Linked DNA regions of Homo sapiens: regions 1 and 3 are each linked to region 2. The links are chromatin loops, found by intact Hi-C in ENCODE. Cell type or tissue: PC-3. All regions are shown on one strand. Each heading gives the region's core, and the rest is flanking DNA. Links, peaks and the distances in the headings are about the cores only. Region 1 has its middle 370 kb from the start of LINC02378. Region 2 holds the start of LINC02378 (long intergenic non-protein coding RNA 2378). Region 3 has its middle 420 kb from the start of LINC02378.

Region 1 (10,777 bases), core at 1,799-9,798, 370 kb after region 2:
TGGAATTATTCCTCTGCTTTTACTGGAAATGCTATCAATTAAAGCTCACAAACAGCTCCACACAATATATAAAATTAATGCAAATGAGAAAAACATATATATGTATGTACAGACATCATAGAAAAGGAAACTCAGGAACAGTATGAAAAGGGAAGGTGATGTCCTTATAAAACTAACAGGATAGTCTGTGCTATAATGACATAAACAAAAAGTAATCACAAAAAAACTGCAAAGAAAAACAGCCAGTAAAAATTTAAAATTGGTAAAAAAGACTGTAATGTAAAAGAAAATACAGAATATAGTAAATTCTTATGCTTGAAGTCTCAGGTTCTTTATATTCTCTTATAGGCAAGAAAAAATAACTCCTTTAAAAAAATTTGCTAAGCCTACATCAGTGTTGCAAAGGACAAAAGTTAGCAAATTTATGGGGGAAGAAAAGATCGTAGAAATTTTGAAAGTGAGCACATTAAGCAAGGCCTTCAGAGAATAAATGTTATAAGCAGTGCAATGTGAAAATTATTGTATTGCTCTTTATAGAAGTGAAAACCATTTACCACCCACCATGTCATTTTTGATGCAGAATCACACTTTGCCTTGTTCTTTTTGACTCAAAAATAATTATCCCCTGTGTTTGTTACAGTAATAAAGATAATAATAATTTGCTCTTATAGCATACTTTTCCAAGTTTAAGCACTTTAGAACAAACTATTCCACACATCTTTATAAGATCCCTGCAAAGTAGGTATATAGAGATAAATGGCCATAAAAGATGAATAAAGGAAAATATTTTAACCCGGAGAGTTGGATTCTTATTCATCTTGGTTTTCTGAGCCAGAGAAATGGAGTTTGCATCATGAATATAGACTTGAAATTCTCAAAAGATTCCAAATATTTTTTCCTTGATCTTTGAGGTAAATGGTGAACATTTTTATTGCTTGAAATTTTATCCTGACTTAAATTGAGATATAGTATCGAATTTTCTATCTAATGGTATTTTACTGAAATACATTTATAAATGTATTTATAAATAAAAATACATTTATTTCAAAGGATTTTGGCATAGCTATTAGCATTGTCCATACTTTAAAAATACCAGCTCATTTAATATGCATGTGTTTCCTCATTACAGTAAGTTTCATGTGTTAATCAAGGCCAAGAATTAATAGACATTTGTAGTTGATGATTTTTCGGTATATTGCATTTAACTATTTCCAAGGAACTTATAAGTACAAGATCCCTTTATAGGCAACGTCAAGTCGTCTTTAATCAACACATGAAAAAATGTTCTGCTGCTGTCTTTCTAAAATAGGAATTAATGATTAATGCTGTTGAACCTACATTGGGAGTTTGATTAATATATCCTGATGTCTAAATAACTTAGATACATTTTCTAAGACTTAAAGTTTCAAGTTCATTCACAAGTTCAAAACCTTGGGAATATGCTCAAATATGTGAAAAATTCAAAATTTAGTTGAATTTACTAAATCCTTTTTTATCTTGTGAAATATAGTAAATCCAATTGTTTGTCTCCTATAAGTTAAAATAAAAGAGTAATCACTAGCTGATTTATATTTATAAATACTGTAAATTTGTTTTAAAAAATGTATCATTTCTAGCCAAAAAATTGAAGTTATATATTTTTTTAACTCTTTTGAGCCAATGTATTTGTGCTGAAACACTTTGTATCGTTATCATTATAATCCAGACAAATGGTTTTAAGAATATCAGAATAAAGTATTTATAGGTATGCTTCCTTATTATGGCTTCATAAAGAATAAATTCAAAAATTAAGGTTATTTCCACATTAGCAAAATGAAATGTACATTTTGCAAAATGCCATATACTGTTTTGCATATTAGACACTGTTACAGCTCTCTTATCAAACGACATTCATTATGTCCATGCTGCCAACCTTATCAATTACATTAGATGGTGAAAACAAACCCAGGTCTTCTCATGATGATATAGAAATGGGTACAACCATATTCTAAAGTGAGGGGACAAAAAGCAGTTGGAAAGTATAGTAAAACAGAGGGGCTACATTCATTCTTTTTTTGTACAATTGATTGACTCTTTTTTGACAACCTTTAAATTTTAATATCTTTAATATTTTTGCCCTCTGTTTTCAATTCCATGTGTTAACATCAGGTAAATAGGTAGACAAATAGATGATTGGTAGATAGACAGAAAAATAAATGGATGGATACTCACGGTGGGGTAGGAAGTGGGGAAAAGGGGAGAGAGGGAAGAGAGGTAAACAGGGAGAGATAAAAACAGCCAAAAATTTAATCTGAAGAGACATAGTAGAAAACTGATCTGTCATCCTTATTTTATAAATTAGAAAACTGAAGCTCAGAGTAATTAAGCATATTGCCCAACATTACACAGCTAGTATGTAGTGGAGTCAGAACTGTGTGCTGATCTGGAAAGCATGATGACTGATAAATAGATTCATGTTTAGATTATCCCTCACACTGAATATGAATAGCAATCACTAAGCATGTCAGGATTGAAGATCCACTGCTTATTTTCATACATTTGTAAGTCATAGAAAAATAAGGATACGAACAGACACTTCTCAAAAGAAGACATTTATGCAACCAAAAAACACATGAAAAAATGCTCATCATCACTGGCCATCAGAGAAATGCAAATCAAAACCACAATGATATACCATCTCACACCAGTTAGAATGGCGATCATTAAAAAGTCAGGAAACAACAGGTGCTGGAGAGGATGTGGAGAAATAGGAACACTTTTACACTGTTGGTGGGACCGTAAACTAGTTCAACCATTGTGGAAGTCAGTGTGGCGATTCCTCAGGGATCTAGAACTAGAAATACCATTTGACCCAGCCATCCCATTACTGGGTATATACTCAAAGGATTATAAATCATGCTGCTATAAAGACACATGCACACAGATGTTTATTGTGGCACTATTCACAATAGCAAAGACTTGGAACCAACCCAAATGTCCAACAACAAATAGACTGGATTAAGAAAATGTGGCACATATACACCATGGAATACTATGCAGCCATAAAAAAGGATGAGTTCATGTCCTTTGTAGCGACATGGATGAAACTCAAAACCATCATTCTCAGCAAACTATCGCAAGGACAAAAAACCAAACACCGCATGTTCTTGCTCATAGGTGGGAATTGAACAGTGAGAACACATGGACACAGGAAGGGGAACATCACACACCGGGGACTGTTGTGGGGTGGGGGGAGGGGGGAGGGATAGCATTAGGAGATATACCTAATGCTAAATGACAAGTTAATGGGTGCAGCACACAAACATGGCACATGTATACATATGTAACAAACCTGCACGTTGTGCACATGTACCCTAAAACTAAAAGTATAATAATAATAAAATTAAAAAAAAGAAAAAAGACTAAATATAATGAAAACTGTAAAAAAAATAAGAAAGGGGGATTCTAATTTAATTTAATGAAAAAACAGGAGATGTATACCTTTTAAATTATTGAAGATTAATAGTATATATTTGTAACCAAACATTTTCAAATAAATTTATTAACATTTTCTGTTTTATTTTGGATGTTAAATTACTCACTTGCCATCAAACAAATTGTCTGGAAAGAAATTATATCTTTTTGTAAGTTTTTCTCCTTTTCACCATCTGAAAATTCAGTTTTAGAACTTTATAATACCTTTTCTCATTGTTGAGCCTAATTAATTTAAAACTTCTCTCTTACTGTTAAACAGTCTATGATCACAAGATGGTAGGGTTACTTTACACTGTGATGCCTCCATTGCCATATATGCACTGTTTCCCTTTCATTGTATAATAGTGGGCTAATAAAGTTCATAAGTGGGGAGCTTCAGGCTAATATATGGTGTATTAGCCAAGATTTCTGGGTGAGATCATCGACTAAATCTACCCAAGAAATAGTGTAACCCATATGTAGGTTTTATAAATACTGAAAATTGATAAAATTAGCCTCATGTTAGAGAAAGTGCAAAGAAAACTATTTGCCTGGTAGTATCATAGCTTTCATGTCCTTAAGCATTTGTTTCTAAGCTCAACTGTTCTAAAATAGCAGATGTAATGCCTGTATTTCCAAATCTTAAAAAAAAAAAAAAAATCAGTCAATTGTTTGGCTTCACATATTGGAGTTGTTAACTAGATTCAACTTTCAGATTTTGAGATGATGTCTTTGATGATAATAAATTAACACATGGGTTTTATATCTTGCAGACAGAAATACTTCCATATTTGAAAAACAAAGGAAAGATCTCAATAGCAATAGGCAAATGTCTTCGGGAGTTATTTTTTATATAGTCACTCTTTCTGGATATAAACACATTCTTGAGTTACCAACAATTCATAAATTATGTATGCCACAGAGCTAAAATAAGGCAACAGTCTAGAGTGGTAGATCCTGTAATCTAACCATTATGATAAATGGACATCATTGTATTATAAAGGATGTCTGTGTTATTGAATATACAGCATGAAGACACAAAAGTTTATCTTTCAAAAAATCCTAAGTTTCAAATCAAAGAGAAGATTATAGGCTTGACTCTTAAAAAATTCTGGTGCCAGTGACTTGACATCCGATGAAGTACTGCGTTTAAAATTACGTGAAATAAGAACAATGAAAATACAAAAATTTGATATGGCTTCAGCTATGTCAAGGTTCTTATTTAACTCTGGGCTTCATGAAGTCTGCTCTGTTTATGGACAAAGCTTTCTGGCAAGCGAGATGGCAACTAAATGGTAAATATGGTGTTCTTTGTAGAAAGCCTTATTATCATTGACCAACTATATAAAGAGTTTATGTGCTCATCACATCATGGCACAGATGCAAATCAACATTTCAAAGAGCCAGAGTCATTGTTCTCTGACGTTGCCCAGTTCAGACCATCATTCAAGCAAAAGAAATGAGACAGCTTAAGGGGTTCGACAATTTTCAACATCACAGTCGATTCCAAAGATGGTGTCTGCTCTAACAAAGATCTGGACGTCATTTTAGCCAGTGCATTGATTGTACTCAAAGAGCCACAGTGCTGCCCTCGGCTGTGGCTATGAGATAAGAATTCTGGTTAATAAGAACAGTTCTAGGACAGGCACAAATGAGATTACAAGACAGAGGCCCAAGTTGTGCCAAAACTCAAGCTGACGGTTTTGTCTTCAGCTGTCACAGATGGGATGGCTTAAAACATGCATACCACATCATCTTTAAAAAATTGTGAGAAAAAAAAAGGTTTTCAAGGACAAAATGTTTTAAAATGACAGAGAATTTGGACTTAGAGAAAAAGACCAGAGAACTAAACCTATTACAAAACTGGCACATTACAGTGCAGGATTTTGGCAGGACATATTTATAACAGATTTCATGCAGGGGATGGAATCCAAAAACTACTCCTCCCCTAATTATGAACTGAATTTGCCCCTCTTTAAAAAAAAAAACAGAAGAAGAAATAAAAAATAACTTTATTTTTGGATTACATGGAAATTTGAGAGAAATCAGCCCAGCAGGATAGATTACCAACTGGAAAATTTGGAAGGAATGTATGGTCTGGGATTTCGGGCTCCAAGCTGGTGGACTCTGAATTTGTCACAGAGGTTAGTTCTGTCTCCAAAGGGGAGCCAGGCATACTGTACAAGAGTACCCCCTGTTGGTTGATTGGCCAGAGAACATTGGCAGTGCCTGCTGTGGCAGCTGCTCATTTAAACTTCTACCCTGAAATTTGCTGAAAGAAAAGCAAGAAAGATTTGAAAGAAGGAGCAGGGAGGAAGGAAGCAGGAAGGATGCTGTAACAAGGGAAGGCAAGGATGCGGTTTTCCTTTCATTCTTTTGTTAAGGTCAAAAAATAACGGAGATTATGAAAGATAAGGGACAACACTGTGAATAAATCGCACCGAAAGGCATTAAATCATTGCGAATGCCAATGTGTTCAAATTGTGGCTTTTGTTACCATAATTGTAACTTTGAATTATTACAGTGCAAGTCAAATTATCGCCCTTCTCCAAAAACAGTTTTGCCAAGTGATTCAGAGGTCATGGAATATATTTTTATGCACAAAGACAATAATATTATTTTATATTTCTCAGCGATTCAGGGAGGGTCGGAAAAATTCCTCACCCTTTTCAACACTCAATGAATGTTAAAAAGCAAGCTGAAAATTAACAGAATTCTAAGAGAAGTACAGCTACCCATGAAAAACATGACTGTGACCACAAGATAATTCTATATTGGACCTTGCACTTTTGGTCAGTCTGAAGCTGAATCAGATATAAAAGGAGACCTCGAAAGAAACAAACAAAAACAAAATAACTCCATGGTGAGTGCTTACTGATACCCTCTGGAGTCTAGTCCTGCTGTTTTAATTTCAGCAGTAACGTGCAATTGTAATGAAAATAATTCTACCATAAGAAATCTAAACAGTTCTGTGCTGAGATGGAGCATTAGCAAATGCTGGTAGAGTCTGAGTCAGATTTGCTGTAATCTTTACAGAGAGGATACACTGGGGTTCTAAAAGGTTAATGAACCACTTGTGGTAGACCTTTCCTTCACATTTTAACTCTGTTTTATTCCTGATAGAACCATTAACTTCTACACTAACCTTTCTACTTGTTACTATTACACACATTCTAGCCACTAAAGCTTTCTATTGATTTGTGCCAGTGAGGTTTTGTAAAATGTAGCTTTAAATACATGGTTTCTGCAATTGTGTTAGCATCAGCCAGTGTGTGTGAAGACGAAGATTAATTCTCTGGTTTTAATTATTTTCTATATTGTCATTCAAGTACTTACTCTTTTTTCATCATTGTTTTGCATGAGGAATTTTCTGCAAAGCTTTCACATTGATGCTTTTTAAATTTTCTGGAAAACACAATTTTATTTCTTATTTTAAATAATATGTTTAACCTGAATATGTTAGAAGGTACATAACTTTATTTTCCTATTGTTCGATAGAAGTTTCCTAACATTTCAGTTACTGTGTGTGTGTGTGTGTGTGTGTGTGTGTGTGTGTGTGTGTTTTGGAGTGGGAGATTAGAAACAGATGAAAACAATGTATATAAGTAGACATACAAATAATTATGTCATGCTAATTTTTGTTTTGAAGCCCACATAATTTGCTAAAATAAATGCATCAGATTCTTAAATAAAAATATTCAAGGCTGAATTTGGATATGTGAAAATCATGTCAAAAGTACAAATTTAGTATACCTCAAATAAGAATACTGCCAAGAAGAGTTAGCTTTGTTATTTTAGTATATGTTTTCTCCTCTATTTTGATAATGTTTTCTTGGTTTTGTTATTTTTCTTATTTTAAATATCATCTTCCAAAAATAATATACTTCTTCTAAAATACTTTCCATCAATTATTTGTTCAGTAAAGATATTATCTTCTAATTTAAAGGAAGTAGCATATTAAAGTAGCAGGTAACAACAAAAAATTATTAATCCACATATAGTATTATCTTATCCCTGAATCAAAGAACAAGCATTGTTTCAAACATTTCACTAATTCAAACTAATTTAAAAAAAATTATCCTATAATAAAATATCCCATGGTTAAACTTCAGGGCAGAGAAGTACTCGATAAATAAATACTAGCATAATGGCTACTAAAAGAGATTAAGAGGTCTATGTAGACATAGAAAATTACTAATGTCAATTTTGAAATTAAGGTAAATCAAGTAAGAAAACTAAATTCTTAAATATATAGAAGGGGATGGCCTGGTAATTAGACATTTAGATTATTTGGAATAATCTCATTTTTTAAAGAAAATTTGTTTAGTTTTAACACTTGCTATTAAAAAACTTTCAAAATATTATCCGAAGACTTCGCTGATTCTGAACATAAAGGTTACAGTATCATTTAGCATAATTATTTTAAGATGACTGAGAATATTTTAGTTTCTCAAACTGATAATAATGTATATCAGTTGTCTTTTTTACAACTTATTATGAGTTTGAACATTTGAGAGTTTGAATTAACCAGAATATAGCATGTATATTTCTCTTACTAAATATATTAATATATTTTGTATTTTGTCTTTCCCTTAAAATTCTATTAATCATAATAGAATTATATCTAACATATATACTCAATATATAAATATGTATGTAATTTTACAAATATAAGAGTATTATGAACATTATAAATAAGTAGATATACAATATACACCAAGATCCCCAGACATAGTAAGAGGCTGATCACATTGATAGAACCCATTTCCTGTGATATTTTCTCAGTCTCTCCTTATATTCTGATATGTATGTGTTTGCATAACTATAAATAATTCTGTGTGAATCCTCTCAAAGCACCTCAAATACAATCTGTGTGTGTTTGACTGCAAAGTAGAGGCATCGGTTTTCCTCTCAAATATACCCCTTTCTTCTGTTTTCACCGTATCATACACCATTTCCTCACAAAAATTACCTTAAGTATAATTCTATATTCATTTATTTGATGACATAGTAAATGCATTGTTCCCATTTTATAGTATAAGCTCAAAAGACAGCTGGAATCATGCATGTGTAATTTATCATTATAGCTAATATAAATGAAACACTAATTATATAATTTTTAAAGGTTAGATTAATTTAGTTTAAAGCTAACACCACCAAAACTTGGGGGAGGTGCTCAATACTACGTAATTTGAGGTGATAATGTGTTCAATAAAATACACTATTTTATTATCTTGAGCTATTTTGTTAAGTCAAATCTTCAGTGCTTAGTGTTTTGTGTGTTTGTTTTTTGTTTATTTTTCCAAATCTTATTTTAGATTCTATATTTATTTAAATATGTAGGGCTGATTTAATATAATGTTTATCCTCAGACAGCTATTCCAACTTTTGGTATCTAAGTATAGATCCTGTAGTACTAAAAAAAATATAGAGGAGGAAACAAAATGTATCAACATAATGTTGCAAACTAAATTATTAAGAACATTTTAAGTAGAAAATTCATATATGTGCATATATACATGTGTAAATATGTTTATACAAAACAAACAGATATCCAGAGAGAGAGAGGAAAGGGAAGAGGGGGGAGGAAAGGAAGAAAGGAAGGAAAGAGAGAGAAAGAGCCTAAGAATATACATCCTAGTAAGACAGTAATTTGGAATCCGTAGACATCACAACTAACAACTTAATTCAAATAAGAATAACTGAAGACACCCAATAAGAGGAAAAATATTTATCATATTAATTCTTTTATTTTTATTTGCATATGTAACACTTAGAATCAGATTAGATCATTGAAGATCCTCCTGACAAGATTATAAATCTGAACACTTGGGTTTATCCTCACTCCTTTTAAAACATGATATCCTTGCTCAAAACTTTAATATTTTATCTTTTTATACAAAATATTAGAACTCTTGCCTGATGTCCAAAACTGTTAAATCAATCATGAAAATAGACATGACTAAAAAGGTGTTTTCATTTGTGAAAACAAATTTGTGGTCTAGATTTTTAATAGAGTTCTTAGTATGGTTAAATAATTAAATAACTGTGTGTGTGTGTGTGTGCGCGCATGTTTGTTTTGCAATAAATAATTATTAAAGACTAGCACTGCTCAGCCGGGTGTGGTGGCTCACGCCTGTAATCCTAGCACTTTGGGAGGCCAAGTTGGGTGGATCGATCACAAGATTGGGAGATGGAGACCATCCTGGCCAAAATAGTGAATCCCGTCTCTGCTAAAAACACAAAAATTATCTTTTCTGGCCAGGCCCTGTGGCTCACACCTGTAATCCCAGCAGTTTGGGAGACTGAGGTGGGCTGATCACCTGAGGTTGGGAGTTTGAGACCAGCCTGACCAACATAGAGAAACCCCGTCTCTACTAAAAATACAAAATTACCCGGGCATGGTGGCATGTGCCTGTAATCCCAGCTACTTGGGATGCTGAGGCAGGAGAATCACTTGAACCAGGGAGTCGGAGGTTGCAGTGGGCCAAGATCACACCACTGCACTCCAGCCTGGAGACAGAGTGAGACTCTGTCTAAATAAATAAATAAATAAAGACTAGCCCTGCTCATTTAGTTTTCAGTTAGCCATGATACATGGAAAGCCTATTTTTTAAAGAACGTTGAATGAATTTTATTACAGCACTTTACAGGCAATTCCAACCATAACACAGCATGACACTGTCAGGTGTGCCGTCAGTCCAGCATACACACAGCAGCAAAGATGACCAAGGTGTAGGACCGAAGCCTTCCTTGACTATTGGTTATTCTACTGAAAGACATGAGGCCAAAGTATAAGAAATTCATGTTAACCTTAGTGGAGACCTGCATAGAAATAGGGATATGCACTCTCAGTTAATCACTCTTGCCTCTCTGCCTTTCTTTTCTGTTCCATTCTTGTCACTCGAGTTGAGGCTCTAATCCCTAAATATGTGAACTACCACTGTTGCCTTTAATTTCTTATTAACTTTCAGAAAATAAAAAGCCAGTTTCTTAACCATAACCTGAAAGACCTCATATGATCTGGCCTGCTGTTATTGTCTGGCCTCATCTCCTCCTAGTCCATCTCACTCCCCACACTGCCCCCCGCCAGACACTCCTCAACATCCTGACTTCCTCACGCCTCTGGGATTTCCTCTGGATGTGCCTTTGCCTAGAATGCTTTTCCACCAGATATCTACATGGTGAACTCTCATTTCCTTTAGGTTTTTGCCAAAATATATCTTCTCAGTGAAACCTTTCCTGGCCAACCTATCTACAACTTCAACTTTCCCCTACCCTTGATATGTCCTATCTCCCTTTCTCTCTTTAGTATTTATTTCTA
Region 2 (10,777 bases), core at 1,737-9,736:
AAAATATGAAGGTTTAATATTTTATTACAAAAAACTAATACTATTTTGTGATATTATTGTAAAATGCTATTAATATTATAATGTTTTCCAATCTCAGGCAATTGTTATTATAGTAAGAAAAAATGTATCCAATCTTAAAAAGGTTTAAATACATAATATAAGGTCTAAAATAAAATATAATTAAATTAACATTATAAATGACTGAGGAAATGACTGAGTGGGAGCTTTACTCTCAGATATAATTCAAAAACAAAGGTCCAACAGGGGTTTCCATGTAACAGGTCTAACAGAGAATTATAATCAAGGAAATATGCTATCAACGTTGCCATCTTTGTAACTTTTTAACGTTTCTTATTTTGCAGGGTATTTGTATCCAGAATATATATTTTGGCCAAATGCCAAAAGACCCAGTGTTAAAAATATTATCATAATAAAATAAATTGTTGGTATTCACAATTATTAATTTTAATACAATTTTAACCACAAAGAATATTAAAATGTCAATATTTGAATGAAGTAGAGGAGCAAATATTTATTTGTACCATTAGCTGAGATTACTCCTTAGATCAATGTGCTGCACATTTGCCATTCTAAATAAATGCTCATTTGCAAATGAATTTGGTAGAGAAGAAAAGTATTTTGTTGGCTTGCTCTGTCAGCATCCACTATTGTGCAACATTATTTTGCAATAAAGGCATTGAATACAAACAACAACAACAAAACTAAACTAAGAGAACTTTAAGATCATTTCAGTCTTCTATTTAATTAAGCAATTTTATTCTACTTCTAAAATGATGATGAGTAAGATGATGCATTTCTATTAAGTATACTCTTTTGAAGGTTATTAGTGAGAGCTGGTATCTGCTTGAGGTATCTAATTTTTCTATGCCACTTTCATTTTTCTTCATTCTCTCTATGCTGTTCATTATATCTGACTCAAAGATGATTTGTCATGAATGTTACTTTTAAATGATTTAGGATTTTCTTCTCAATGAAATTTTGAGACTGAAAGTTGGTTCTTTGCTTTTTATCCTCATAAGATGTTTTAAAAAACTATCAGTTATAACTGTTTTCTAGAAAGATTCATACTCTAAGTATAAATAACTAGCTAAAATGTGTAGAGTTTATATGTTGTTTAAAGTTAATAATGTTATTACACCTAGTTACATAACAATAAAAATCATGAGATAATCTAATTTTTATTTTTTTCTAGTATTATCTAAATTACATAAACATTTGTTGGCTCAAAAGTATATAATCTTTCTAAAGATTTTTATATAATTCACTTTCTTAGTATTCACATTAACTCTCATTTCACTATTTATCTATTTCAAAGTCCTTAATTGTTTTTGAACATACAATTAACAACTTCACCCCTGTGAATTATTGTAGCATTTTCTATTATAATTAAAAGTAAACATATATAACCAATAACTAGTAGAATGTCAATGCAAAAAGTACCTTAGAACTAGTTTTACTTTCAATTTGATCTGGAATACCTGCCTATATTTGAATATGCATATTCAGATATTAACTATATATAAAATGTCACACTTGCTTTTATTGTTGACACTAGTATACTAATTGGCTATAAAAGTACCTACGTGATTGTACCATCAATGATGAAATATAGTTCATAGGGGCTAGAACGGACATAAACTAGATATTCTGTGATTTGGTTTTCCAAAGCCCAGACCTGACACCAGACCCAAAGCAATTAAAAAAAAAAAAAAAAAAACCTAGATTTGAGCTGAACACCCAAACTAAAACTACATCCCAATGCACCATTAGCCGTTTTCTTAACTTTCTGTTTCAATCTAGCCCTAAGGGCAAGTTCCTCACTGTGAAAAGTGATCAAGTGATTATTTCCCAAAGGCTTTAAATGAGGTTCTTTATAGGCCCAGGAAAGAGGTCATGTGGGCCTAGTAAATTGTTAGATAATGTGCAGCCAGTACTGAAATGTGACCTCAAACGTAATGTGGGAAAAGGCGGCCAAGAGGAGGAAATGAAACAAACTGATTTCCAGAGCCTAAGAGTGTGAGAAACCAGTATAAAGCAGTAGACCCTTTGATTGACTTTGACCCTGCACATTTAGGAGGAGGGCAAATACGACACTAATAAATATTGAACACTTAACATATGGCAATCACTGGGCCAGACGACTTATTAACTGCAGAAAGAACTATGTAATTTATGTGCCCCGTGGAAAATGAAAATTGGGGGGCCCTATTCAAACATTATTAAGAATTTCCATAGAGCAACAGGAGAGCATTAAACTAACTGCAGGGCTCCTCTAAGCACAGGGTGCTGTGCTGTGTGTGTAGGCAGTTCCCATGTCCACGAAGCTGGCTCTGATGGTTTGTCACTGGTGCCCTCACAAATGCTCTGTAGCATATTCTATTATCCCTCTTCTATGGTTAGAAAACTGAAGCTTAGAAATATCTATTATAATTTTCTCAAGTTTACACACCATGCAAGCGACAAAAACAGGCATATATAAAAATAGCCTGTTTTATTTTAGCAGGTGATATGTTTTAAAGGCTCATAAAGCACAGTAGAGGAATTATATACACCATCTTAAAAATATGTATTTACTGTTCATACACTGTTCATTTCTGATCATCTCTTGATATATTCTCATATATATCAATATATGAGAATCTCATATAGCATAGCAAACACACTTCCCTCTGCAAATGCCCTGCTAATACTTTTCCAAATTAGAGTGTGGTTATACATTCAGCGGATAGAATACTGCACTACAGTTATGATAACGAGAGCAGTCTTTGAGTTTTTCAGCATTGGTATACAGTTAGGACTCCATTATCAGCAAAGACACAGGACTAGAATGGTTGAAGCTGAAGATTCAATGGACTGCTTCATGGATGGTCCTCCAAAAGTTCATTAATATTGAAAGCCAGTGTAATTACTCTCACAAAATCCCATGATACTTGCAAATCTTATTTTTTTTTTTTTTTTGCCAATTTTTCATTTCTGTTTTGTAATAGAGAGGTGGCCTTTTGCCCACAGGAGCGCACCCCGTGAATCACCAGCACTTGCACTGTGCCACGGAAGGGGAGCTGCCATATTATTAATTTTTTTTTGAGGAAGGTAAGTGAGAAAGGACATGCTGTAAATAGCATGTGACTTCCCTCTGAACAAATTAGGTCCTGTGAATTGCATAAGTGAGCAAATCTAATTTTAGTGAACAAAAGAAGCTGGGAGATGCTGAGTGTAATTTTTATGTAAAAATAAGAAGTCTCCAAAGACAACTCTCTTTAAACAGATGAATGCAAATTACCAAAGTCATCCAAATAGAGAAGGTTGATTTATGCATTTTCCATTGTATCCTTCAACAAAAAAAGCTTTTTCTGTTTCCAAATAGTATGCATTTGGGGTAAAGTTTCACTTTACGCACCAAGAATGGCTGAGAGAAGAGAGCTCCAAAGCAGTCATGTAGAGAAATTGTTTCTCTATCTTTTTTTTTCTAGAACACAGCTTCTGCCAAATAGTCTGTCCAACTGTCTACTGTATCCACTTTTAGCTACTTGAATTTTAATTAAAAGTTTCAATGTTATATATCAGAATATATGATTAATTCTCCATTGGCACCCTATGTCTTCAGCAGAGGGCAGACACGATAAGAGAAAAATCAATTCTGCTTGAACATAGCTGCTAAATTCCCAAATCGACACCAGCCATTTTAGAAGATGGGTCTTATTCCATCACCCTCACAGCATTGTCAGTGCTTACTAGTTTAGTTGTAGCTTTCAGTGCACAAATATCTTAAAACTGCCAGTGAATTGTTAACTACTAATACAATCCTTAGAGGATTGTCTGGTTCAAGACAATGTGCTACTTGTATGGTTTTCACTACTCCTACAGGGTTTCTTCTTCTCCTGTCCTCTTTCCAGTATGGGCCTTTCTAACAGCAGCTTTTATAATCTATAGCAAGAACAAAGGAGTGTAATTCTCTCTCTTTATATATTCCTGTATGTGTGTGTTTGTGTGTTTTCATCCATATACCCATATTAATTCAAGAAGCATTTAATGAGTGCCAGCTACTTAAACCAATCATGCTTCTAAGAACCGAGGATCTTTCAGACAAAATCTCTTGGAGCTTAAAGAGTAGCAAGTGACATTTGTTGTTAGTAAAATAATATTTTTAATTACTTAACTGGCAAATTTTTGTCACCCTAGTACTGTGCTTTCACCTTAAAACCCAGGCTTTCACCATATGTGATTATTTTGGAGACCTTCTCATGGTATATGCTTCAAGTTTTTTGTGACTTTCTCTGTTTCCCTTACATCTAGATTGCCTTTTTTTCCTTTTAAAATGTGTAAATAAAATGTCCCCAATTCTCTATCTTTATTGGTTCATAATTTTAATTTTAAAATAAAACAGCTTCAGTATTTAATCCTGTAACTTACATGAAATTCATTGTCCACCTTCTCTCAAAAGATTTTTAAGGGTAACTAGAATCTTAAATTTCCATGGTTACATCTCACTACATTCCTTTTACCTCTGAATTTTCAGTATATATTTTTGTGTTGAATCCTATGGATCCTAGCCACTTTCCTTTTTTTTTTTTTTTTTTGTCTCTTTACTTATGGAATTTGTTATTTCTCCTTCATTTTCTAAAGGTTTTTTCAAGGCTTTAACAGAAGTTTGGGTATAATTATTAAGAATCACTATAGTATAAGCACAGTCTAGAAACCAATTAAATTTTCTCTGTGTTACATATCAATTTGGTAAGGACTATGTAATTCCTGCCATGAGGTGGAAATACTGGATTCTTCTCTTGGCCCTAAGTTTCGTTTATTGACCTGTTGTTGGTCCATCTCTCTAGAACTCTCGGCTGAGCTTCAGGCCTTACATTCAGTATGTATTCTATCTCATTGTTGGCATTTCAAATGTATCTCAACTTCATATATCTAGACTGAATTCATCATCTTTCTTTCCAAAACAGGCCTTCTCTCAGTATTTCTTATCTAAGTAACTTTGGTAATTTTGCCATTTGTTTATTGCTTAAAAATCAGTAACCCAGTCCAGTCTTAGAACAATGTTATCTTCAATGCAGCCCAAAATAAACAGAAATTAAAATATTTTAATCTTTAAGCTCTTTCAAATATATCAGGTGCTACAAGTACATTGTTAAATAAAATAGATATTTAATCACTGGAGTGCATTGGCGCGATCTCACCTCACTGCAAGCTCTGCCTCCCAGGTTCAAGCCATTCTCCTGCCTCAGCCTCGTCACCCAACCACTAGACTTCAGAATCTCCCAGAAGGTTCTTTTTTCTTCCACAAATACATTTTCTTTCAACCAAGGTGTCCTATTCTGACATTGTCTCATTTTACCCGTATTGTGCTTATTTCCTGCTCTACATGCCTTGTCCTCCAGGAGGCTCCAGCTAGTCACTATGCAACACTCTTGCTCCATTGTGATGAGGGAGCGTTTTTCTTCTTCTAATGCCCGTTGTCATTTTGTTGCAGTATCTGACTTCAGCGATTTGTCTTCTTGTCTCAATAAGTGTAAGAAGTGGGTAGAGGATGGAAAGGGAGAAGAAAGGATTAAAGTTAAGCCTGAATGGTAAGAATCCTCTCTTCAGATACCCATATGTAAATAATGTTTGCCCCATCAAATGTCTGTGTGTCTTTCTCATCATTATATGTTCTTTTAAATTGGGATTGTGTTTCTGAAACCTCAGTGACTCAAATGTTTGCTGAATGAAGTAGCAAATGTCAAATTTCTGCTGGTAGGCATGTTCCATTATTAATTTGCTGCGATGTGTATTAGTTTGTAGCTCCAATATGTGTTTTTGAGTCTGAGAGGAGTTCTTTATTTGATTTTTGTCTTGTAGAAAACAAAACAACAACAAAAAAACTGTGACTTTTTGTTCTATTTTGAATCGAATGTAATAGAAAGCAACTCACTGCCTCAATGTATCTTCCCTGACATCTGCCAGTTTCTCTAAAGCTTACAATGAGAAGGCCTCTCTCAAGGGTTTTAGATATTTTAGATTATTTTGAGATCACATGCATATAAATTGTATATAATGAAACATAGTTTAAATACTTTAAAAGTATTCTACTTTCAAAATTGCAAAATAAAGTTGCTATTCCTGAATCACTTGGGAAGATGTTGAATAGAGAGGCTTTATGTATTAAGTATATTACATACTTATAAATATTTTAAAATCTTTTATACATTGAAATATATTAATTATAACATTATCTTCAAAATACCAGAACACAGGAACTTAGGAGTTAAAATCGAGGGAAATTATATTCTTTACCTACTCTAATGTGACTTAATTTTGCAAAAGTATGTAGACAGTGGGAAAATGTTCATACTTTATGTGTTATATTAAAGAGGAACCATGGGGGCATATTAAGTCATATATAGGTGCATATTTCCTTAATGTCAAAAGTTCAAATAAAATATCTAATGTATGTACTTTTTAATATTATTTTACTCCAGAATCTCATTATGTTTCATTATATTAAAATAATGTACTGCATTTTGTTATGTGATTTGTGTTTTCTGCTTCCTGTTTTTCTCTCAAATGTGTGAAAATGCTTTGTGTCACTAATTTTATCTTCATTCTGATGTCTCATTAGTAGGTATTATTTTCAAAGATATATGTTTTTGTATGGAAGTAAAGATGTAAACTATTCACTTCCCATTGTTTCTAAAACATCGTTATCGTCCATGTTCAAGCAGAAACACATTGTTTAATTGTGCTAGCAGCATTTGCACAAAAAAGCTTCAACCCCCAGCTCTTCCACATAACATTCTGAGGATTTCATGGCCCCAGTTCTCCATTTTAAAAATACAGTTAGAGGATAATTTTGATACCTTTCAACCCTTAACTTTGACAAAGAAAAAAAGGTATCACTTAACCATTTTGTTGATATTTTATTTGTACTCCCTTTTCCAAGAGGAGTTAAGTTAGATAAAAAGATCAGCAGGATAGGCCTCCAGGCTGAGGCTACCCAGGATTGGACTCAATGTCTGGAAATCACTTCTGTGATTTTAATATGAGTTGAGTTTCTGATCAACAGTTTTGCAGGGATATAAATGTCACACATTGTACATGACACCCCCCCCATGTCAGCCATTATAAAGATATTCTATACTGCCAATATTTTAACATCAATTAATCACTGTACTTCTAAATGTGTTGAGTTGGTTTTATTATGTTCACAGTGTACTGATGATTTTATTTATTCAACAAATGTTTATTAAGCACGTAGTACAAGTCGGTCACTGTGGTAAGTTTTGGGACAAAGCTTCTTACCTCATATGCCTGATACTATAATGGGTAGACACTAAATAATAAACAAATTAACACAATAATTATAAAACAAATACAACATTGAAGTGTAAAGTGGCTGGCAAAGCTAATTAAAGCTAACTAGCAGTAGCTTTCACATAAAGATCATAAAATATATTAAATAGTGGGTTGAGCTATATTCTCTACCAAGAATATAAGAAGCCGAATCTTTTGAAAATTAAAGAAGCACATTAGGGAACGTGGCTGTAGGAGTGTATTTAACTATCCCAAGGTACAAATAAGTACAAAGAGAAAAGGTTCTTTTTTAATAGACTAAACTAGATTAAGAAAAAAGTTTCAGAGATATACATTAATAATCAATATGTATTATTAATATTTAATTAGCTTACTTGCAACTGATGAGTTTGTATATTGTCACCTGAACAATAAAAAGACAAAAATGAGGGATTTCATTCGTATTTAGCTGCCAAGAAAATCTTTTAGACAATTTATTATTTTTGATGGTAGAAAAAAGGGAAGGAAGAGGCCGGGCGAGGTGGCTCACGCCTGTAATACCAGCACTTTGGGAGGCCGAGGCGAGTGGATCATGAGGTCAGGAGATCAAGACCATCCTGGCTAACACGGTGAAACCCAATCTCTATTAAAAATACAAAAATTAGCCGGGCATGGTGGCGGGCACCTGTAGTCCCAGCTACTCGGGAGGCTGAGGCAGGAGAATGGCGTGAACCCGGGAGGTGGAGCTTACAGTGAGCCAAGATCGCGCCACTGCACTCCAGCCTGGGCAGCAGAGCTCAAAAAAAAAAAAAAAAAAAAAAGAAAAAGAGGGAAAAAAAAAGGAAAGAAAAAAGGGAAGGAAGAAAATGGGATCTTTAAAGTCTGAAAGTTAAAGTTGGTTTGGGGGACAGTTAAGGAATATATATTATTGATCATGTTTAAATCTCTCTACATTTTTATCTCCAATTTACTTTGTTGTTCACCATAATATTCTCTTCACTTCTAGTTTCATTCTCCACCTTAACATGACCGCATCTACTAATAGCCAATAAAATGAATTGGTGAGTTGTTTTGTTTTTATATCATTGGCTTTGTGGTCTTTTCCTCTGTTCAGGCATTAAACAAATTACTCTTTCACAGAAACCATTACTTTATTTTCTTAGTCTTATTTATATTGATTATGAAATAATCAAATTATAGTATCAAATGGACAAAATTTAATTTTTTTAAAAGGCCTCAGACATATTCACAATAAGAAGGTGTAATTAGTAAATCTGCAAATCAATGGTATATTTATGCAAAGTTGACTCAAAACGGTGCTTCCATGTTAGAGAATTAATTATGCAAGTCTTCGTCCAATCTGGGCTCATTCTTGTAGGACAGTAACAAACGCTACCAGAGTTCACTGAAGCTTAGGACTCTCTTTTTAAAGATATTCGAAGTCGTTTGGTAACATGAGAATTTAGAATGACAATAAAAATGACTCATTGAAAGGCAAACAATATTAGAGATAAACCCTTTTTTGATTTAAATAATTGATAAAATGTATGTGATATATTAGGCATTCTAGTATCAAATCCCAATCATTTGTCATCAGTTGATTGACAGACACTTAAAATAAAATTATTATACCTGTGTTTAGATAATAGGTTTATTCTTGTTCCCGGTTCACATCTTTTTTGTATCTTGTTTCTACCTTAAACTGGTAAAATTATTTAGTTTTTCTCTTTCATCCAAAAGAATTGTCTACTTCTAGAATCAATTATAATAATATATAATATCTAATATTGGTATCTAATAAAATGTTTATAATACAGAAACATTCTACATATGAATAATTCTTAGAACATCTCAATAAAAGAAAAATAATTCTAAAACTTTATTAATGAAGAGTCATTACTTTTAAGTAGAATTAATCCAGTTTTCTCAAAATCTATTCAGAAAAAGCATTTACAGCTTGTCAGAATTAATTTAAGCCTTACTTGTATAGTTTTTATTTTTTACTTGTTTCTGGTTAATATGCCTGAAGAGCTGAGATCCAAAAAAATAATTTCTGCCATAGAATCAGAAAAAACAAAACAAAACAAAACTGGGGATGAAAATCAAGTGTAGGCATTACAAATTAACTTTCTTGACCATTTAAAGATTTTAGATAGTTCTTAGGAAATATTTAATTTTGAGTAGAACGTTTTGTGACTAGGCTTACTAAGATAGTTAATTTTTTTAAATCAGAATAACTAGATCAATTGCCTTGTTGCCTAAAATCTTAAGTTTTTTGGCCAAGCTGATGTTGGACAATTTTTTCTGCCAATTTTGAATAATAGATGTTTACTGCTTTTTTAAGCCCCTTCTAAACCTATAGCACCAACAAGGAGATTATATTTACATTTATTTATTTAAATTCAGCCAACATTAAGTGAGCTTCCACTTTGTGGCTAGCATTGTGTTAAGTATCTGCAATACAGAAAAGAAAATAATTACAGTCCATATGTCCAAAAAACTTATAGAAATTAAAACATTTTATTAGTTACGTATGGCTGTTTAACAACTCACTCCAAAAATAAAATGACTTAAAATGACAATATTAATTTACTGTAGCTCATAGTTTCTGTGGGCCAGAAAATCAAGAGTGGCTACACTGAGTAGACCGGACTTGGAGTCTCTCATGAAGTCACAGTCAGATTAGGCTAAAGTGTCTGACAGTGTCCATGTAAATGGCTAAAATGTTAATGATGGTGTTTATGGAGTTCTTTGCTTCTTTCCTCCTAGGCCTCTCTACTGGGCTGCTTGACCTTCCTCATGACATGGCAGTTGGTTTTTCCCAGAGCAGATAAGTCAAGAAATCAAAACAGAAATGACATTGGATTTTATGACCTAGCCTAAGAAGTGAAACATTATCATTTACTTTGTATTCATTTTATCACACAGGAACAACCATGATTCAATATGTGAGTAGGCTATACAGGAGACAGGAACCATTGGGAGCCATTTTGAACACTCTCTACTACAGGATCAAAAGCAAATAATTACAAAACAGTACATCAATGCAACAATGGCATTATATGTAAGGTAAATACATAGGACAGAATAATAAAGTCATAACTGAATATGAAGACATGATAGAAATTCTAATTAGGTATTATACTGGAAAAATATAAATGTCCTCAATAAGTTGAAATAGAGTATATGTATGTTACATTTTAGAAGTAAATATTATTTGTTTTCTATTCAATACTTCACTACAAAAATAAGTTAAACTATACTGTATTGCTAGTTACAGAAGTAAAGGTTGAATACAATTTCTTTAGTACAATTTTTTTAGATTCTTTATTCTAGATCACAAAAACTTTGACAACTTTTTTTTTATTTAAGAACATAGTGCTGAACATATCTTTAAGAGCAAAAAACCACAAATTATAATTTGACAAGAAATAGAATGGTGACTGTAATGAATCATTTTCTTACTGCCTTGTTTAATGTT
Region 3 (10,777 bases), core at 1,890-9,889, 420 kb after region 2:
TCTCTATGAAATAACTTAATATTATTCCTCTTTACTCTCCATTTAAGTTCTACCTGGGTCCAGATTACTGCAATCAGAATCATTGTAAATTTAGTTGGGGAATTCTTCATTGCTATGATGGGTACAGAGAGTTTACTTCAAATGCACTGTGACAGGGAATAATTTATCTCTCATAACCATTTAAAACACCACTTTAGATGACTGAATGTCGGCTTTCTAGTCAATGTTGACTGCTGAGGCTCTGACAGAATGACAGTCCTTAACTGGTTAATCAGAGGATGTAAGTGATGTAAAGGTGACAGTCACTACTCTATTAGTGTTCCCAAACGGAAGATCAGAACTTCTACTCATGATGCTTGAGAAAAGTTTTATAAGCACTAAGGCAATCTTTATCATGATTTTTAAAACAAAAGGTTTTAAGTATCAGAGGATGATACTTTGTGGCCCAAACTTTCTCCCCATTGCTGGTTAAACATAACAATTCTTATCTGACATGTGACACCATCATAGCATGTTGTCATTCATTATAGGGTATTTTTGTTTGTTTTTAGTTAGTTTGTTTGTTTGAGACAGGGTCTCACTCTATCACCCAGGCTGCAGTGTAGTAGTGCAAATTCAGCTCACTGCAACCTCTACCTCCTGGGCTTAAGCAATCCTCCCACCTCAGGATCCCAAGTAGCTGGGACTACAGACACACATATCGCCATGTCCAGCTAATTATTTTGGTATTTTTCATAAAGACGGTTTCACCATGTCGCTCACACAGGTCTCAAACTCCTGGGCTCAAGAAATCTGCCCGCCTTGGCCTCCCAAATTGCTGAGATTACAGGCGTGAGCCATAGTGCTCAGCCCAAAGTAAGTTTCTAATAACATTTTCATTGCCACATTTTTCAAATAAACTACTTGAGAATTATTTATACATTTATACTACATGAGAATTATACATTTATACTACATGAGAATTGTTTACACATGTGATTGTCATTCTTACATGTGCAGCTGGCAATAAATAGAGAACTGTTGCACAAAGAAAGTTCTGACAAGCTTTCTTTCAGGATATATTTATTTCAAGTTACTTACTTGTGGAGTTTTACACACACATACACATGCACACACACATCACAGAATCTAAAACTATGGATTGCCATCAGCATCTCCCCATCTCCAAAATGTTTCATTGTAGGCTTTGAAATTCTAACCCCTCAAAATTCTATCTGGTGCACAAAGAAAGCTCTGACAAGTTTTCTTTCAGGATGTATTTATTTCAAGTTACTTACTTGTGGAGTTTTACACACATACACATGCACACACACATCACAGAATCTAAAACTATGGATTGCCATCAGCATCTCCCCATCTCCAAAATGTTTCACTGTAGGCTTTGAAATTCTATCCCCTCAAAATTCTATCTCTCGTAATGTGTAGATGTTTTTCTCAATGTTGAATAACTCCACCAAGGAATTGAGATGACCAAGAAATAAGGAAGGGTAAAATCAATGCACTCTCTTTTTCAGAATAGAGCAGACATATATGTGAGTCTAAGATATGTATACGATGCTGTTTATTTGGATTCTTCAATGCCTTTTAATGAGCTAGACACATTCAGAATGCTTCAACCACCTGCTACTTCAGTAACAATGTATGTATTTCCAGATATTTTCACTGAGTAGCAAAGAGTTACAGGGCACCAGGGTGAAAAAATTGGAAATTGATGTTCCATATTCTAGTCTGGGAACAGGACGGCTGTTATACAAAAATTTTAAGCTATATGTGTGTGTGTGAGTGTGTGTGTGTGTGTACACACCTTATATATACCTCTTGCTATATATATACATTATATACATTATGTATATTATATATAATCTGCGTAATATGTATCTGTATTATACATATATCTATTCTTTAATATTAGATCATGGGAAATTAAGATATGAGCAAGCTACTCTGAATATCACAATATCAACAAGCCTCATCACATGATTTTAAAAGGAACTAAACTTAGTGTAACTATATGAGGAATATTTTACCTCCTAAGAAGCTTCATCTTTTATGTTGTTGAAGCCAGAAGCATTATATTCACAGTTTCAGAGTCAACCTGTGCCTGGATAGATATTGATCTAAATCAGTTTGGTCTGGTAATATTATCTCTCTTGTGATATGGTTTAACTTTTTACCATAAGAGATTTCCTCCAACCTGGAATGCATCCAGTGTTCAGATAGCTAAAGGGAAAAAATACTGAAGCAGCTACTTGCACCTACAGGCTACACCTACACACTAAACTCACTACACAGTCAGCTTGGGTGAAATTAGAGAGAAAACTGCCCAAGCGTGTCAAATGTCTAAGCTTTAAGACCCGGGGTGGAATGAAACAAAAGAGGAAGGAGTCCAGGGGTGTTTTAGCGTAATCATGCTGGCTCATGCCGCTGAAGGAACAGCTGGGATTGAGAACTCACTGCTGTGAGGAAACTTGCAATTGTATTCCCATCCCACAGTCACCAGTGGACAGGTAGGATGTGTGTGTGTGTGTGTGTGTGTGTGTGTGTGTGTGTGTGTGTGTGTGAAATGTTCCTGGTAAGAAAGCAAAAAGAGAGAAAAAAATTCAATACCACAGAAAGTAATATGTTTCTCATTCCTTTATTATAAATGTATGGTATCTTAAATATCTCTCAGCTCTCTACCCCTTAAGTTTCACTTTTGACAGCTTGCTAAATGAGACTGTGTGGTGCATAGCATTCGAATACCCTTTTATTCAATGTGAAATTCTATTAGAGTATTCCAGAAAGTACTAGTACGATACATGGAATCTGTTTTTTTTTACATGCAATATACATATGGAGGATAAATTGTTTTTGGTAAATACAGGTAAATTCATGAGAATTTTTTATACAGGTGAGTGTCACTCTTTATACCAATGTATGTTATTGTTGTTGTTTATGTTTAGTGTTTTTAGTGCTAGGAGGAGGTGGCATCTGGTAATTCAAAGCACTGGATGTAAGCCCAGGTATCAAGGCAACATTGTACTTTGTTTCCTTACATTTCCATGGCCCCATTTTGATGGCTTTTCGATCCATCTCTATCTCCATTTGCAGATTTAGCCATTTGGTAAAACTGACTGACAGCAAAGTCAGGCACATGAGAGAAGACATCAATGGTACTTTTTGGAAATAAAACATGTTAATAGGACCTAAAACCCTATAAATGACACATCATGTATCTGTTTACCAGATACATTTATATCTATTGCAGAGACTGGAGTTAGAACTGGATAGGTGGAGAGGGCATAAAGCTATACACCTCAATGGAAGGAAAATAACATTATCTGAACCGCTTTCCAAAATGAGAAAAAAAAATCTACAAACAAGACTCACATGAGATATTCCTGCAGAATATTACCATGATATTTGGCCTTCTGTAATGTAACTTATAACAAAACAGTAAGTGGTTTCTAACATTGGTGACAGATGGTTACTTGAACTACCAAAGTTGGTTATGTTATACATTAATTACTGTAAAAGATGTATGACTAAATGGTACAACTCAGACATTCCACACTTCCATACACATATTCATATTTTGACCCTTAGCCCAAAGTCAAATCAGATCATTAAGAGATTTGTATAATTTCTAGTGTACTAGGAGTTATTTTCTTCCTTTCAATTAGCAGAGCTACCCATGACATTCTGGATGAAAACCTCTGTACTAGAGAAGTAAGTATAACATAAGTAGCTAAATTGGTTTGCATAAGGATGCTGCATCTCTAGAAGTGAATTTCATTCTAGAAGTTTTAGTATTACTAGGCAGATATGAGTTAAAAATCTGATTCTAATCGAGACCATCCTGGCTAACACAGTGAAAACCCTTCTCTACTAAAAATACAAAAAATTAGCCTGGAGTGGTGGTGGGTGCCTGTAGTCCCAGCTACTCTGGAGGCTGAGGGAGGAGAATGGCGTGAACCCGGGAGGTGGAGCTTGCAGTGAGCCGAGATCGCGCCACTGCACTCCAGCCTGGGCGACAGAGCGAGACTCTGTCTCCAAAAAAAAAAAAAAAAAAAAATTTCATTCTAGGCCAAGCAGCTAAGAGGAGTTGGGTATTTTATTTTGTCTAACATTTCATTTTGCACATTGGTGTATACTACCTACTTCATAGAGTTATGAGTAAGTGAACAAATGCCTGCCAGTCATGGAAAGTATAGCTGCTGGCACACAGTGAGAATTTAGTCGATATAAGTCATTTTTTATTCTTTGTCATTATAACATAATTATAGTTATTCAGAGATACCTACACATTTAATACACATTTAATTGGCTTATTTGTCCTCTATTATATAATCTATTTAATATCTATAAAATACCCAAGACCTGGTAGACACACCAAAATACAGAAGTATTAATGTAATACATGTAAATTCTCAACTTTCTCTCCCTTTAAAAAAATAGAATCTCAAGAAATTCTTAGAAGTTGTGGATTAGATTGAATGAGCTAGCAGTTGAATTATTTCAAACCCTTATGCATATTTAAAACCAATGGACCAGTTAATTATTGTATTGCAGCCAAATTTACTAAGTTTCTTTTCAAATGACTGATTTAATGTGTGAATTTTTTAATTAAAAAATAATTAGGGAAAATTCAGTTAAAATAGAAATCTCTCAAATGCATTCAGATATCCAAACCAAAGCAGTAAAGCCTATAGATTATGCACACTGATTTTGATATCAGACAGACCTGGTTTGAATCACAATTTCATCACAAATGAACTGGTGGTTTTGGAAAAGGAAAATTTATGTTGATTTCTTCTGCTGTAAAACAGGGATAATACTGGGACAACCTCTTGTCCCCGTATTGCTTAGCATATCTCAGCTCATATTAAGTGTTCAATAAATATTATTTATTGTTGTTGCTATTGCTATTGTTATGTGTGTGATACATTAATCTACCTAAAAAGAAGATTGATTGCGTTAATATATCAGAACTATATTTAAATTAAATTTAAATCAACTTAAAATATTTCTTATCTGCTTTCAGTTATTCCTTGATATCTATTTATGGAGAATTGCTTGTGGGACACCTGTGGATACCAAAATTAGTGGATGCTCAAGTCCAGTAGAAGAAATGGAGTACTATTTCCATATAATCTATGCATATCCTCCCTTACACTTTAAATCATGTCTTGATTATTTATAATAGCAAATATAATGTAAATGTGCTATAAATAGTTATTATTCTGTACTTTTTGTGTGTACTTTTAAAATTGACTTATTTTTAATTTTCTTTAAATACTTTTGATTTGCGGTTGGTTGAATCTGAGGCTATGAAAGCTACAGACGTACTCAGAAATACACTATCTTTATGATGTCTTTTAATTTTCATAGTGTACTTTGAATACACCATTACATCTGCTTTGAATATATTTTTATAGAATTATGACCTTTGAACTGTTGGACATTTCTTATTTTCTTGATTTGACAAGTTCAGTGTTAACAGAATGCCTGATCAGGTTTCAGTTTTAAAAGCCATCTCTTCAGGTAAGTTTTCTCAGACTATTACATTCAAAATAACAACTTATTTTGCACTTATTTATTGTCAACTCCAACAGATTATAAACCCCATAAAGAAAGGGACACATTTTGTTCACTAATATGTTTACAGAACTTAGTTACCTGGCATTCAGTATAAAAAATACTTTTTTGTGGAATGAATAAATGAGGTAATCATATATAATAGACTTGCAGTTAATAGAAAAGGGGCTCACAAAAGACAGAATTTTTATCTATACACATTTTTTTTGGGTTATGCTGCTACCTTGACTTTTAAGAAGATACACATTTTATTCTGATGAAACTTATGAAAAAGAGCTAGTCAAAATTTTGTTATGAAAATATCTCATATACATTTAAAAGGGAGAAAAATATTCACAATGCCATACCACCATCTAGGGATAATAATAGCTAATAACATTTATTGTGCACTTGCTTAGTGCCAAGTCCTGTGCTAAGCATATCATTCACATAGTTATTCTATTTTATGTTCCATAAAACTGTAAAGTACAGGCTATTATCATCATCTTTTAGATGAGAAAACTGGGATACAAATGGAGTAAGTAAATTTTCAAAGCTACATAATTAAAGTGGTAAGACAAGATTTCAAACTTAGAATATTTACAAACCTTAGCCTTTAACCCTATATTATGATGTTAAAATATTTTTGCCTATTTCATACATTTGCAGACTTCCTTGCAGTTTATTTTCGAAGCTATGTGGTTCCTTATAATAACAATTCTGAGCATTCCCTTCTGAATTATGTATCCTTCAACATTGCATTTTTAAATTGATACTTTTTAACAATTCCTCTTTTTGCAGGACACTGAGATTATTTCCTCTTTTGAGAACTGTAGTGAGGCATTGGTTAGTTTATCAGGGTAGTATGATTGAAGCAAAGCCATTCGCTATATTAAAAGAGTATGAGCATTTTTAAAAATCTCGGTTTTTGTTGCCAAATGTTTTTGAAATGTATACGTTTTACCTCTGGGATCATTGTTTAAAGTACCTATTTTATATGCCTTTGGTAGTCTTTTGGCATAAATATTTTTCATAAATCATAGTTTCAAAAGTGAAAAATAGTGTCTCAATATTTTAGTTTTTATGTTTAGCATGGTTTTTATACCTTTACTGTTTTTCAAATTGTTCTTTTTTAAATTGCCTGTTTCAATCCTTTCCCAACAGTTTTTCTTTCACAGTTACTTGTTTTCAATTTTATTTATGACAGTAGTATTTCTCCATCATACAGATTAAATTTTTTAAATTCTAGCCCAATTGTGGATTTTACTTTTGTTTACTATATTTGGTGATATGCAGAAATTGTAGCTCATTTTTTTTATGTTATTTCGGTACTTAAAAGTTCTTCTCTAGGACAAAATCTATTCTACTTTTATTTATGTCTAATATATTTAATTATTCAAATATAAAATCTAGTACAAATGTATAATTATTGCAATTAATTATTTGTTACATCATCATGTATTGACATATATATATTCCCTAAGAGATTTTAATGATATCATTTTTATTTGGACAGTTTTATGTATGTGGTTTCCTGCTTCTGGGCTGCCTATTTTGTTCTTTTGATCTTTATGTCAATTCTTTATTAATAGTCCCTTCTTATTATCACTACAGTTTTATATAATCTACTATCTAGTAGGCAGTGTCTTTTATTTGTACTTTTTTTCCAGAATGCTAATAGCCTCATTAATTTTCCAGATGTGCTCTAGAATTATTTTGCCAAGGTCCAAATAATCTCTACTAGGGTTTTAATTAGAATTGTATTCAATATGTTCTTCAATGAAGAATAATTGACACCTCTGAAATATTCAGAATTCTTTGGTGTCTTTTTGTCAGATTATATAGCTTTATTCATATTGCTTTTAATCATATCTTACCATATTGGTTCTATGTATCTTATGCTGACTTGTATTTTTAAGACATAAACTGGAACCAAACATAAGCAGTGGTAAAACTCATAAAATTTCATAACTATAGATATTACATCTTAATCATGGAAATGATGCCACCCAGAATTTAATTAAATGTCAGTTTATCTATATGGTAGATCACACATAAACACTTTTGCCTCCACCAACACCAATCCCACCCACATACATTGGATTGAACCCAAGTTTATACAACAACTCATCTGCTTCTTCACTATTTCAAATCCCCATGGAAACAGGCAGGGTATCAATTTTAAACAATAACCCATAAGTGTGAGTTTTGTCACGCCAAAGTGTGGCATAAGATATGAAAAGTGGTTTGAATCCTAGCCTTGTATTTACTAGACTGCCCTTCATAAAGTTATTTAATATCTGTAATTTAATTTTGCTCATCAGTCAAAGCAGAAAAGTAATAAATCTTAAGTCATAGGATTGTGGTAAAGATTAAATGAGGTAATATTTGATTAAAAAAATGTCTGGAGTATAGTAAATGTTTGATGCAGATTGGATGTCATTACCTAAATGCGGGTACTTAGGTGAGGAGAAAGGGACACAAAGCGTATGATACCTTTCTTTTAAATCAAAATTCTAAAGGCTAGGCTAACCGAACATGCAAATCGCTGTCAAAAAAAAAAAAAAGACACCCAGTATATAGCATCCTTTTGCAATAAGTTCTTTTAAGAACATAACAAATAGTGCTATCAACATGAAAAGATAATATGGAGAATTTTGCACTGAGGACTATTTCCTAGCTGTCTCCTCCTGTTTGATTAACTATTAACTTTAAGTCAGTGAGAAGAACCTTTGACTATCAAAGATCCATAGGCATGGAAATACTCAAGTCGAAGAGAAAATTATAACTCAAAGTAGTCATATAGTTTTTCCAGCCCTTGTCTAATTTTATAGATAAGGAGTGGAATCTTGGAATAGAATTCTCTGAACTTCTTGGATATCTATCATATTTAGGAAAAGACTTAAATTTAAACTTAAAAATTCAGCATATGCCTGCTATGTATGTAGATATATATATATACACATATTTATATTTGCAAGTAGTATATATGTATAACTGTACTAATAAAATATCCATATTATAAAACATAAGCATAATGCTGTTTAAAAAACAAATAAAATAATATTTTTACATGACTTTCAAATCCTAATGCTTCACAGGTATTGTTAGTTGATAACTCATATTAAATATATTCTTAGAGTGAGGTTGACTGTTACTGATATTGGATTCAAATGCATATTTCAAATAGACTCCCTGTTATGTATAAAAGAATTTATTTAAGTTTTTTGATTACATCATTTTTTTTCTTCTGGTTTTTCCTTTTAATCTCTTAATGTAGAAGATAGGGAACTCATATTCAAAGTAGAGGCATGTTCGTTCTGCATTCTGCATTTTTTTATTATTCTCTTTTGCATACATATTTAGTATTACCTCATTTGTATATTGTCTTGGTAAAGATTTTCTCCAGGCATGTTTGTATTTTGTGAAATTTTATTAATTAAAACTAGGTGCTATAAACCACAAATTTAAATCGGCACAAACAAACTGTGATTAGTTGAAATATGTGAAAAGTGAACTGAAGAATGAAGGCCCCTGATAACCTCTGCCTCCAAATGTGGAGTACCCCCACTCTTCCCTCAAGTACTCTACACCGTGTCTGACATCCTAGCCAAATGTGGTTTCCAGTGCCATTCCTTATGCTGAATATTAGGAATGCTAAATGTTTTTCTTATTTAATTAGTTAAAAATCAATTTGAGCTGATAAGAGAAGTTTTCCTATTTCCTATCCAAATCCTAATAAATCCTTGCATATCCCACAATGCTAAAAATCGATTGTCTATTTACATTAGGCCATTCTCCATAACATTAAAGTTTTCCAGTTTTATAATTTGTATTAAGATTTAGAAGTTAAGAAATTCTAGCTACTAGGGACATACCTCCACTCAAGACCTCTGTGTGTCTGACTAGCGAAGGAAACGTGTGGCAGATGGGTGCAGAGATCCCACATTCTGCCCTTCTTCCAGAAGCTTTTCTCACCTCCAAATCTTTTTCTCCATTAAAATATATTCAAATATAATTAGTGTAACATTAACATGGAGGAAATTTTGTAATTGCCAGTTGTTCTGTAGCCATGGTTACATCAAAGATTTATAGCAAGTAACTCCCGGCTGGGCACGAACAAGCAGTTAGCAGGAGCAGCAGTAAGAAAATGTTTGTGTGCACGTGCAGGTGTGCTGACGTGAATGTTTGCCAAAAAAAAAAAAAAGAAAAGAAAAAAAGAAAGAGAATATTCAGTGACATTTAAGGTGCTAATATCTGGAAGTCAACCTTTAATTTGACAGCTTTTAGTGCTAGTTAATTTCATTCATCCAGGCGAGGTGTAGAAAATTTGCAGCACCTTTAAATTATCACGTTTTTCCACACTGCCTCGGGCCTATGTGGAATACCTGAACCATACTTTTTTTTTACCTTTTTTTTTTCAGGTCAGTTGAAGTAAAACTTTCATTCCCTTTCTCAGACAATTAATCTTTAGCTAATTGAAGCAGGGATGCTGCAGGATGGGTTTCAGTGGGGCCTGTAAATCTCATTTAGCAAAGTGAATTCAAGGCACATGCTGCACCTAATGATGTGACAGGTGGACTGCACCGCAAGACAGCAGCCTCGGAAAAGTTGATTCTTATTAGACCCGCAGAGTCCTGCAGTCAGTTTTCTGATGGCTGAAGAACACTAATCGCATCTGTTTGCTACTGGGGTGGGTGGGGGGAAGCAGGGAAGTTGAAAGGGGGAATGTGAAGGGAAGAAAATAAGAGGAAGGGGCAAAATTATCTTCTATTCTTTCACGAGTTAATATCCTTGACTCCTGCCCAAACACCAGCAGGTCTACCTCCCACCAAGCGATCAGCCTCCGTTCTGCTGACTCCAACAGGGTGCACCCTTTCTCTAATTAACTAAAATGGCTATGGAAAGCAAAGGAGGCCTTGTGTTGGGTGAACCAATTATTTTGAAGGGTATTAAGTCATCAGATTTACTTTTATCTTGATTGCATTGTGGAAATCGTGCATAATTAATGGTGGGAGCTTATTAGGAAAATGATTAGGCAAATTACACAGGTGTCGGATGCATTTTTTATGATAAATTTGCTAGAACAATCCTGCAATTCCATCTGTTCAGCTCACATCAGAATGTCACTCTGAAGAAATTAATGGTGCAGAGTTATACAAAGTTACTACAAGCTTTGGTTGCAGATTTAGGTAAGCTATGTATAAATATATAAATATAT

What was found. A loop is a pair of places that touch in the nucleus more often than their neighbours do. Peaks named below come from ENCODE experiments on the same cell type or tissue, not always from the same donor. Only the 100,000 strongest peaks of a DNase experiment are listed, where the experiment ranks them.
Region 1: it touches region 2 in a loop (11-fold over the local background); 3 of 110 quality-filtered maps call a loop at or near these places.
Region 3: a loop joins it to region 2, with 8 times the contacts of the local background. A loop is called at or near these places in 3 of 110 quality-filtered maps.

What each region holds. Positions count from the first base shown.
Region 1 is chr12:17,210,823-17,221,599 of GRCh38, reverse strand. No RefSeq gene overlaps it. Among named protein-coding and RNA genes, the nearest start is that of LINC02378, 370 kb to the left of the region's middle. In PC-3, for the core only: a CTCF peak has its summit at 5,658 (motif pointing left); no DNase peak of the experiment used is centred there.
Region 2 is chr12:17,583,811-17,594,587 of GRCh38, reverse strand. It overlaps LINC02378 (long intergenic non-protein coding RNA 2378), which reads left to right and starts at 5,510. Exons shown (of 5, transcript NR_146522.1): 1 at 5,510-5,594; 2 at 8,303-8,357; 3 at 10,066-10,126; 4 at 10,221-10,365. LOC124902888 (a long non-coding RNA gene) reads right to left here and starts at 5,399. Exons shown (of 2, transcript XR_007063231.1): 1 at 5,205-5,399. In PC-3, for the core only: a CTCF peak has its summit at 5,399 (motif pointing right); a DNase peak (open chromatin) is centred at 5,427; H3K4me3 peaks cover 667 bases.
Region 3 is chr12:17,159,390-17,170,166 of GRCh38, reverse strand. No RefSeq gene overlaps it. Among named protein-coding and RNA genes, the nearest start is that of LINC02378, 420 kb to the left of the region's middle. RefSeq lists an enhancer at 9,342-10,777. In PC-3, for the core only: a CTCF peak has its summit at 5,938; no DNase peak of the experiment used is centred there.